Regions from separate parts of the Homo sapiens genome. Here region 1 is linked to region 2. A link is an interaction called in ENCODE POLR2A ChIA-PET data of the cell type or tissue named here. Cell type or tissue: CD4-positive, alpha-beta T cell. All regions are shown on one strand. Each heading gives the region's core, and the rest is flanking DNA. Links, peaks and the distances in the headings are about the cores only. Region 1 has its middle 14 kb from the start of SYPL1. Region 2 has its middle 41 kb from the start of SYPL1.

Evidence for each region. ChIA-PET counts read pairs that join two places held together with the same protein. Peaks named below come from ENCODE experiments on the same cell type or tissue, not always from the same donor. Only the 100,000 strongest peaks of a DNase experiment are listed, where the experiment ranks them.
Region 1: POLR2A ChIA-PET joins it to region 2 with 14 read pairs; 31 of 35 experiments call an interaction of 5 or more read pairs at or near these places.

The regions. Positions count from the first base shown.
Region 1 is chr7:106,123,900-106,129,278 of GRCh38, reverse strand. It overlaps the pseudogene DCAF13P1. Among named protein-coding and RNA genes, the nearest start is that of SYPL1, 14 kb to the right of the region's middle. In CD4-positive, alpha-beta T cell, for the core only: no CTCF peak of the experiment used is centred there; a DNase peak (open chromatin) is centred at 2,658.
Region 2 is chr7:106,068,927-106,074,305 of GRCh38, reverse strand. No RefSeq gene overlaps it. Among named protein-coding and RNA genes, the nearest start is that of SYPL1, 41 kb to the left of the region's middle. RefSeq lists an enhancer at 1,929-2,223. In CD4-positive, alpha-beta T cell, for the core only: no CTCF peak of the experiment used is centred there; a DNase peak (open chromatin) is centred at 2,575; H3K4me3 peaks cover 877 bases; H3K27ac peaks cover 2,170 bases.

The sequences.
Region 1 (5,379 bases), core at 192-5,191, 55 kb before region 2:
AGCAGCAAGATGGATGGATCCTGGCTGTTCCAGACCTCTAGAGATTTTAGAGCCTATGATCCAAAAAAGGGACATTTTTCTGGAAAGTCTCTGGTAAAACACCCAGAGACTTTCAAATGGTCCGTCATATATTACATACTCCTTCATGAGCCAGTCACTGTGATGAGAGGAATAAAATATACTGATTGGCTGAGCCTACATCACATACTATCCCTGGCCCAAACCACATGACCAGGAATACTTTGGAGTGTTGGAGGAGGAGCATGTTTCCCACAAGGAATGCTGGGCAGACAAAAATGTGTGCCACTAAAAGACCTGAGGAGATAGTTTTATTTGATTGCTCTAATTAATTCTCCTGCCTCTTTCACTAGTAGGTACATGAGAACAAGGCATAGACATATTTTACATAGTTCCTTGGTATTCTATTAATGATAGTACAATTAAACTTTTAATATAAAAATAACATTAAGTTATCTCCCTGTCTTCTTACTTCTAATGGCTTTAGGAATCACATGCTTTGCTAAGTAAGTGTTTAGGACTATGCATGCATAGTACATATTTATAGTACCACCTTAACACTGAGCAACAAGTCCTCAAGGGCTTACTTTGGAGTTTCGTGCATGGGATCCCCATGCTATGCTTTTTTTTTTTTTTTTTTTTTTTTGAGACAGGGTCTTGCTTTGTCACCCAGGTTGGAGTGCAGTGATGCAATCACAGCTCACTACAGTCTTGACCTCCCAGGCTCAAGCAATCCTCCCACCTCAGCCTCCCAAGTAGCTAGGACTACAGGCATGCACCACTGTGCCCAGCTAATGTGTGTGTGTGTGTGTGTGTGTGTGTGTGTGTGTTTAGTGAGATAAGGTCTTGCCATGTTCCCCAAGATGGTCTCAAATTCCTGGGCTCAAGCAATCCTCCCAAAGTGCTGGGATTACAGGCATGAGCCACTGCATGCAGCCCCCACACTATTAAACTTAAAAGGAATTCTGTTCACCACTCTCCCTCTTCTCATTACCTAAGTTACTGATGTTGAAATGGTGCGAATTCACTCTCCTACGTGGAGCATCTTCAGTCAGTTTTCTTGTTAGTTTATTTCCACGGCTCTGGGCATATTCCTCATTCCTCTCTCCTTGTCACCAGCTGCTTCATGACTAATCACATTTCCCTGTTTTCTTCTTCTCAGGCCAGTCTATTAGAATTCTCAAGCCTGGAATTTTGGGATATATAACAGGAGGGTGGGCATCGTATAGTGGGTGGGCATAGCAAACAGAAGGTAGGGTTTAACATTAAACCACACAGGCAGCAGTTAATCACACCTGTTTAATTATTAGAATTGGCTCTGAGGAGCCCCTCAGTGTTTAGAATGTTGAGTCTACAGAATTTCTCTTTTTTTTTCAATGGTGAAAGGAAGTTTTATTATCTTAACTTGACCCAAATTATAATATTATTTATAAAAGTTATATAAATGCAGGTTGATTGTTTTGAAAGAGTCAAAAAGCCAAATAAAAATAAAGCACTAGAAATAAATTCAGTTATAAGCAGTTGACATCATTCTTCTAAATGTTATGTGGAATCATAGGAAGAAACATCATTGCAATCATTTTCAAAGTAATATTAAAGGTATCAGAAGAAATGTTGGGTCTTAAATGTCAATTTGAATGTACAGTGTCTACAATAATAGATCAGAGAGAAAGTAAGTATATCTGTAAAGGAAAAAAGGCCGGGTATGGTGGCTCACGCCTGTAATCCCAGCACTTTGGGAGGCCAAGGCGGGCAGATCATGAGGTCAGGAGTTCGAGACCAGCCTGGCCAACATAATGAAACCCTGTCTCTACTAAAAATACAAAAAAGAAAAAAAAAATTAGCCTGACATGGTGTCAGGTGCCTGCTACTCAGGAGGCTAAGGCAGGAGAATCGCTTGAACCCAGGAGGTGGAGGTTGCAGTGAGCCAAGATCGCACCATTGCACTCAAGCCTGGGCAACAAGAGCGAGACACCATCTCCAAAAACAAAAGGCAGGAAAAAATGGCTGGGTGCAGTGGCTCACACCTGTAATCCCAGCACTTTGGGAGGACGAGGCGGGAGGATAACGAGGTCAGGAGTTCAAGACCAGCCTGACCAACATGGTGAAACCCTGTCTCTACTGAAAACACAAAAATTAGCACTTGTAGTCCCAACTACTCGGGAGGCAGAGGCAGGAGAATTGCTTGAACCTGGGAGACGGAGGTTGCAGTGAGCCGAGATTGCGCCACTGCACTCCAGCTCAGGCGACCGAGCAAGACTCTGTCTAAAAAAAAAAAAAAAAAAAAAAAAAAATCAGGAAAAAATGAGTTAGTTTCTAGTACTGTAAGTACTGTATCCTTCAATGAAAGAAGAACACAGATTAAGGATAAAACGACAGTCTTATCAACTAGGCCACCTTTAAGAATCATTTATCAGGGTAGCTAAAAGGAGCAACAATAAAGCTCTACATACATAACTGAAATGTTTACCATTAATCTAGTCCCAGCACTTTTATTTGTAGAGTTCTCAAATCAAAGTAACAACTAATTATACATCAGGATTGTTAGGAATACCAAATATTATTTTACAACTGCCACTATGTGTTTCTTCTTCTCTGACACAATTGGCACAGATCCAGGCTTGCTGTGTTTAACGTGATTCACTTCCTCTCATCGACAAGCTTCTTTCATGATGCACTGTTCCTGAATTGGGCTGTAGACAGAATTTGGTAGATGTCAATGACGAGCTATCGGTTGTATATGAGGATGACGCTGAAATTTCTCCTTCAGTTTCTGGTTATAATACTTGGCTGCTTTTTCTTGTGATGTAAGCATACCAAATTTTGCAGAAGCATTAGCTTTCCATAGGTAACTGTTCATTTCATCAGATCCATACATAATATACTTGCTGTCAGAAGTCCATTTTACACACATAACATGTTGCTTTCACTTTGTGTGATATACCTCCCTGCTTTGACTTTTATCTACAGGAAAGATTCAAATAGATTTATTGAAACTAGCAGACACAAACTCTTTCCCAGTGGGAGAGTAATCCACATCAAGCACTGCAGATACATGATCCATATGGACCATTACATGAGTGCACGCATATCAAAAGTAAATAAGTTATAATCATCATTTGCTGCCATAAAAATGAAAGCTTCCATAGGGTTTCAACAGACTGTATTTGTTCTCATATCTAAGATAACCTTTTTCAGAGGAGTAGCTTGCCTCATATCATACAGTACTGTAGTCCTGTCGGAAGCACAACTTCCCAAGATAAATGTCTCAATTGCATTAAATTTACCACTACTTATACTGTCAAATCTCCAGGTCATTGAACTTATAGGATTAGTTATTTGTTCATCCCAAATGTCTACTTGCTGTCCACATGTGGCAAAAACAGCTTCTTTCCAGTGATGATCAATCCCAGTATACACTGTCTTTCCTAATATTGTATGTAATGGCCCTTCCTCCTCTCCGTAGCCTGGCCCATCCATTTTCCACTGCTTCACAGTTTTGTCATCACCAACAGTGAAAAAAGAAGTCCCACAAAAGTGAGCACGTATTCCCTGTACAAAACCTTCATGTGCTTGTATTATACGGATACATTTCAGCTGAGTCAGGTTCCAAATTCTAACTGCTCCATCACATCCCCTAGAAAGGAGAGTAGCCAGGATCTTTGGATGCTTTGCCAAGCAACTCACTCCATCTCGTGACCATCCAGCCAAGCCAGGCATGGTTTTGCAAATACTCCTTCCAGTTTGGTAGCATTTAAAACTCTTACACATTCTTGCAGGACCTCAAAAGGATGTAAGGTAGGATCACAGTTTCTTGGAATAATCTGTAAGTCCAACTTGGTTTTGCGGACATAGTTGTCCGGATTCCAGCTCAATGTCTTCACCTTCACCTTCGTTGCTCTTCCTGCCAGACTCCACAAGCTCTTTGCTCTATAGAATTTCAAAGAGTACTGAGAGTGTCACAGGATTATCCCCAGAAATTTCCTCCTACAGGACCTGAGTCAATCATAGTTTTTATGTAGATTATGAAGACTGCAGCCCTTACCAATTTTTCTCTGTTTTGCCATAGATTTTGCAGGGCAATCTAATTGTAAAGCAGAAAACAAAAAAATATATATAAAAAGCACGTTTTGTGTTCTTCACTGCACTTATCACAACTTGAAAATATATATAGTTTTTGTCCTATCTTTCCCTTTATTTTATTTTATTTTATTTTATTTTATTCTATTCTATTGAGACAGGGCCTGGGTCTGTCACGCAGGCTGGAGTGCAGTGGTGTGATCTTGGCTCACTGCAACCTCCACCTCCTGGGCTCAAGCCATCCTCCCACTTCAGCCTCCCAAGTAGCTAGGACTACAAGCTCAGGCCACCACACCCAGCTAATTTTTGTATTTTTTGTAGAGATGGGGTTTCACCATGTTGCCCAGGCTGGACTCAAACTACAGAGCTCAAGCAATCCACCTGCCTTGGCCTTCCAAAGTGTTGGGATTACAGGCATGAGCCACTGCGCCCAGCCCTATCTCTCCCTTTAAAATAAACTCTTTGAGGTCTACTTTGTATGATCAGCACTTAACAAAGTGTCCAGTACATATGAGTGATCAGTAAATGCTAGAAGGAATGTATGAAATGTTCAGGTTTTTCTTCTCAAATGATTGGCAAATAATGAAATGAAAGATACTAAGAGTTCAGTCTTCCCCAAGCTAACTTGTATCATAAATCCAAGTTGCCTTAGCTCTGCTTTGCATTTTCCTTTTTTTCAATACTGAGCAGCTTCTCCATCATACTTCCCAGGCATTCACTATCCCTTTTACAGCTCTTTGGCAGCCTAGAACTTTTCCCTTTAGTTAAGTCTGTCTTCCTGGGATGGTGCCCAGATTCCAAGACTATCTCTTTCTTGCTCTACTCCCATTAAAACTCCCATTATTTTATTTTTTACTGCCAGGAGAAAAATATTCAGATAATTTCTCATTGAAGCATTATGCTGTAATAGACCATTTAATCCAGTAATTCTCCAGGGTATTTGTATTTTAGAACATGAAGCCGTTAGCCTAAGATAGAGAATGTATTATGATGGCATTTCAGGGTCAGTGTGACAGTGGCATGGGGTGTATATATATTTCCGTAGGTGGGTGGTGGGGTGATTGGGACTTTTCTTATTCTCTCAGGCCTCATCAAAAAGGTGGTCACCTGCCTTGATTACAAAGTCAAAGTCAGTAAATTCCTAGTCAAAATCAATAAACTCAGGCTTCTCACCATTGGTCATACTAGGAGAGGAAAAAATCAACAAAGAAAAATAAGAAAGCAGAGGGGTTTAAATACAAACACAGAAACCTTGCTTTTCCCTCAAGGAAAATAGCAACA
Region 2 (5,379 bases), core at 102-5,101:
GCTACAGTCCTCTTTTAGCTCTGCCATCCGCAGATGGCTTAAATGTTAAACAGCTCAGTGCCGTCTTGGTACCTGGATTCTTGTCCAGTGTCCAGGGAGAATCAGATCACACACAGACTTGAAGGATGGTGAATGTGGGGGTTTTATTGAGTGGTGGAGGTGGCTGTCAGCAGGGAGCCGGAAAGCGGATGGAGTGGGAAAATGACCTTTCCCTGGAGTTTGGCTGTCCAATGGCCTATCTCTCCTCCCTGACTGCCCCAGCCAAACTCCTCTTGATGTTCAGATGCTCCTTCTTTACTCTCCTTCTCTGCCACGCCGTTCTGCAGCTCTTCTGCTCTTCTGTTTGTCTGCTCATCTGCTTGTAGAGCCTGGGGCTTAGGGTTTATATGACTACAGGATAGGGGGCGTTCCAGACCAAAAGGCAACATTTGGGCATGAAAACAGGAATGCTTGTTCTCATTCCAGGCTGCAGGTTTCCAGGCTTTAGGGTGGGGCCTTTGCCAGGGAACCACCCTCTTCTACCCAGTATTTCCCTGTCTCCTGTCCATATCAACTGGACATTCACACAGGTCCAGTTGAAGGGCTGGTGGTCTCAGCTGGTTTGAAGTGGACAAGGACTGACCCCCACTTCCTGAAAAACAACTGTTACCATGGTGAGCAATGCCTTAGAGTTGTTAACTATAAGGAAGCTACTGGCAGATATATATTATTTAGCTATATGGATTTTAAAATCAGCTAGAAGCAAGCGGCTAAAAGCAAGCAAGGCAAGATAAGCTTGGTGGGCCTTATAAGTTTAGTCCTCAGTTTCCATCAACAGCCCATGGTCAAGCAAGAGGCAGCAGGTGGGGTAACAGGAAACCAGTGGGATGCAGACAGTGCGCCCATGCCCATTTTATAGTGCTTGGAGCATGAGTTTACTATTTATAATGACCACGGAGTTTAGAGCTATTTTATTATTGCATTCCTGACAGAAATTATCAAATCATATCTGATGTGCTTGATGTCAAGTCCCTAACCCAGAATGTAAGTCCAAATTTATAACTTCATTATTTGTTTGTTTGTTTGTTTGTTTGTTTTGAGAGGAAGTTTCAGTCTTGTTGCCTAGGCTGGAGTGCAATGGCAAGATCTTAGCTCACTGCAACCTCTGCCTCCTGGATTCAAGCAATTCTCCTGCCTCCGCCTCCTAAGTAGCTGGGATTACAGGCGCAAGCCACCACGCCTGGCTAATTTTTGTATTTTCAGTAGAGACAGGGTTTCACCATGTTAGCCAGGCTGGTCTCAAACTCCTAACATCAGGTGATCCACCCACCTCAGCTTCCCAAAGTGCTGGGATTACAGGCGTGAGCCAATGCACCCGGCTATAACCTCATTATTATGATAAAAAACATACAAACCAGTTTGCAGAAACCTGTTTTATGATGCTCCAATTTATGTGGCAATTTCTAGAAAAAAATTTATGGTGATAAGTGAGAATTGTCAGTCACTGAAACATTAATTACATAGTCAGTGAAGAGCAGGTAAAATATACTTCTGGGCTTCACTTTACATTAGAGATGTTTTTCTGAAACGGTGCCTATGAAACAAATCCTTGTCCCCATTACTTCATATTTATCATTTCAAAGGCACTTTATCTTTATTTCTGGTTGATCACCCTTTGAGGGTGGCATTCCAAAATGTCAGCTCAAAATTTCCCTGCCCTTCGGTTTCTGTGACAAGTAAGTTAACGATCTGTAAATAAATCCTGAAATGTCCTCAGGAATCTGCCACTTGAAGGAATTCTATTAGGATTCTTCCAAAATGCAAACACTTGGCGTGTCATGGGCCTGCCTGAAGTTGTACGCTGGGCTTTCTGGAGGGCAGCAGACCCCTAAGAATAGAGCCCGGGCTTTCCTTTAGTTCCTCTCATTGTTTTTCAGGGACAAAAATCGTTATCTTATATTTTTTTTTTCCAGAGGAGTAGGAGGAAGATCTAAAATAGTTAGGTCTGGCAGCTTAATCTGGGTTGGCTGTCTCTGCCGGCAATCTGTAAAATGTGTTTTTCAAGGATAAGAAGTTTGGGCCCTGGGCCAGAGCTCATGTCTGTCATCAGCGGGAAAATAAATGATCTCTGTAACCTGCTGCTATGCTCTGTTTACCTTTGTGCTTAAACATGAACACCTTGCCTTCCATAGGCCCAGAGCTGCTCAAAGTGGATCCTTTGCTCTTGTCAAACAGAACCTTCATAAATCTGCCATTTGGGTGAGCATGGTGGGGCCAGCTTTTTGTGAGGTGAAACTCCAAACCAGCTTCCATTCTCGGGATTGGTATGTAGTTTTTTCATGTTGCCTAAGAGGCTCAGGAAGGGAACTTGAGGTATTTGTTTTTTCATGCCTGCAAAGGCCATTTCCTAAGAGGTGAGAAGCATATATGCATGCCTGCAAGTACCTGTGAACGTGGGCCACTGAGAGTCTCTGGGGCAAGAGCCCTTCAGGGGAATCTGGTATCTATTCATTATGCAAAACTTCATTCTAGCTAGAACAGGGCCTGGGCTACACTTAAAGCTTAAAGGGATGTCTGTTAAACCATGTTTCCTGTTTCCTGTAGAACTTACCACACTAGTACTGAAAGTGTCATAGCTCAGAGTGGAAGGTTAACGCGTAAGAAAGGGACAGTATTGGCAGAAGGCAAGTGGTGTGACCACTTCCTTCTCCACCCTCTTCTCCCATCCCTTGCCTCCCTGGAAAAGCTGGTTTCCTCAGGAGTCACTCCTTCAGCAGCCGCACAAGGCACACGCCTCGGGGAAGCCGGGCACAGGCTGGGGTTGCCTCCCTCCTGCCCCTGCCCTGCCTCCTGCCCCAGCAGACAGTGAATAAGCCACCTGGTTGGCCCAGCTTCCCGCAGTCCCACTTCTCAAGCTAGGGTACATGTATCTAGGAGGACAGGACTGTGTCGCTGGGAGGTAGAGTGAGACGGATGACAGGAGCCACAGAATCAAAACAGCACAATCGACTCATCAGTTCTTTAACTTGTAAGTTCAAGTCAAACATTACTTTTTATTTTGCTTTACTTACTTGTTTTTTGAGACAGGGTCTTCTCTGTCGCCCAGGCTGGAGTGCAGTGGCACAGTCATGGTTCACTACAGCCTCCAACTCCTGGGCTCCAGTGATCCTCCTGCTTTAGCCTCCCAAGTAGCTGGGACCACAAGCATGCAACACCATAGCTAACTTTTTTTTTTTTTTAAGAGACAGGGTCTCACTATGTTGCCCAGGCTGGTCTCAAACTCCTGGGCCCAAGCAATCTTCCCACCTTGGCCGCCCAAAGTGCTGAAACTATAGGTTTGAGCCACTGTGCCTGGCCAAACATTACTTTTTATAATAAGACGAATATTTTTTTCTGAAATAAGGCCCAATGAAGCCCACCTTGTTTGTGTTTAAGAAGCCATGACCAAAAAGAGCACTACCCATTCCTGCCCAGGCTTGTTGCAGTCACCCATTTAATCGCTCATTCAACTTGAGTGTACTTATGGGGCTCTGGCCAACTGCCAGATGAGAAAGACGCAAGCCCCTCTCAGGAACTCACAGTGTAGCGAGGAGGTAATAGGTTAATGCGTGGTTTCCAGGGAGAAGTTGGAGCTCAGATAGGGGTCAGCAGGAGTGGTTAGGGAAGCCCAGAGAAAAGACCCCAACCCAGCTAGGCACAGCTAAAGAGAGACAGTAGGCACTGCACTGGGGGAAGGAGAGAACTCGTCTACCAAGCAGGTACACTGCCCTGGTCAGGGCTTGCCTGCCCTGGCCTCTGTTTCTTCACCTGCCAGATAGGCAGTTAGAGCAGTGACTCTAAGCCCCTGCCAGACTGATATGTCTGTGGCTCCCTTCACCCACATCTCTGCAGAGCTCAGTAGCTCTCAAAAGGTAGAGCCCAGCCTCAGGGCAGCGCGGTGGTGTATGCTGGGGCTGGGATGTGTCAGGGTCATCCTAACTCCAGGATGCAAAGGTGGCCATTGCTGGCCCCAGGGTTTCATAAATTGCTCCGCACGTGGAGAGTCTGGTGTTGGCAGCATTGGTTCTGATATCCTGCCAACTGAGCATGACGCACAGGCCAGGTGGAATTCAGGGCATGTGCTCACGGAGGAACCACCGTGGATTCTGGCTGTGGCAAAGGTGCTGCAGATTTGCGCCTCAGTTGATTTGTTCCAGGATGGCGAGCACCATGGCCAGCCACACCCCAGGGAACATTCCCCCTGCTCCCTCAGCACCCAGCAGCCTCGCAGCCCAGCAGCCCAGCCCCGCAGCCCTCTCTGGCCATTGATTGCTTAGGCAGTACCTGAAAGAAATCTCACCTCATCTGGTCAGCTAGCCTGGGCTTATCTGTAGGGAATTTCACATCCGCTTCCCCCACCAAAAGACACACATCATTTTGTGTAAATGTGAAACTTCAGGGACTCTTGCCTCATAAATGCATGTGTTTTTTTCTTGTATGCAGTGCTATTTTCAAGACCAATATTTAAGTCTTTCTGATGAATTCCTGCCCATCTGTCAAGATTTAGCTTGAATGGCCTCCTCCTACCCATTCTATGGGCTCCCATAGTCCTTTGTGCACTAGAGCTTGAGAGCACAGCCTTGCAATTTATCTGCTGACACGTCCATCTCACCAGCTGGTCCTGAGCAGATTCTCAAGGGCGGGAACCTTACAGTGGCGGGCTTCCATCACCTAATACTAAGGCCTCTGCTGACACCAAAACTCTGTAAATGTTGCAGTCAATTCTAAGTGTCTTTTTCTCAACTGTTCTCATCTTACTTTTTATGGTTTCAATGCCTTCCACAATGGTTTACTCTCTTATTTAGACTTCATCTATCTCACTGAATGGTGGTGTTGGGTCACCTGGGGTCAGAAAACCAGTGCAAAAATGCTGCCACTCTGGCTGTTACTATTACTGGAAGTGAAGAAACTGTCCTTCTTCTCTGACCCAGGAGCCTCATGTCTTCTACCAACATCCGTGAAATTTTGGCATGTGTGATTATTACCTGCACATGAGATAAGATCTCAGTTCTTGATGGTATGGAATGCTGCAGGGAGAGGAAGTGTGCGTGCACAGGCCCAGAGGCCTAGGGGAGCCCAGCCTGCTCTCGGAACTGCCAGGAGAGCAGATGACTGTGGCACACCCTTGCTGTGTGGGGTGGCAAGCAGCCTCTTCCTTCAGGCTTCTGCCCAAATGTGATCTCATTAGAATGGCCTTCCTTAACCATCCCAGCTGACACAGAATCCCACATCACTCCCTGTCTCCTATCTTGCTTTTCTGTCTTTCACATGTATACCACATCATCTCATATATTTGTTTGTTTGTTGTCTGTACTTCCCTACAAAATGGCAAATCCCATCGGCGAAGGAACTTTGTTTCAT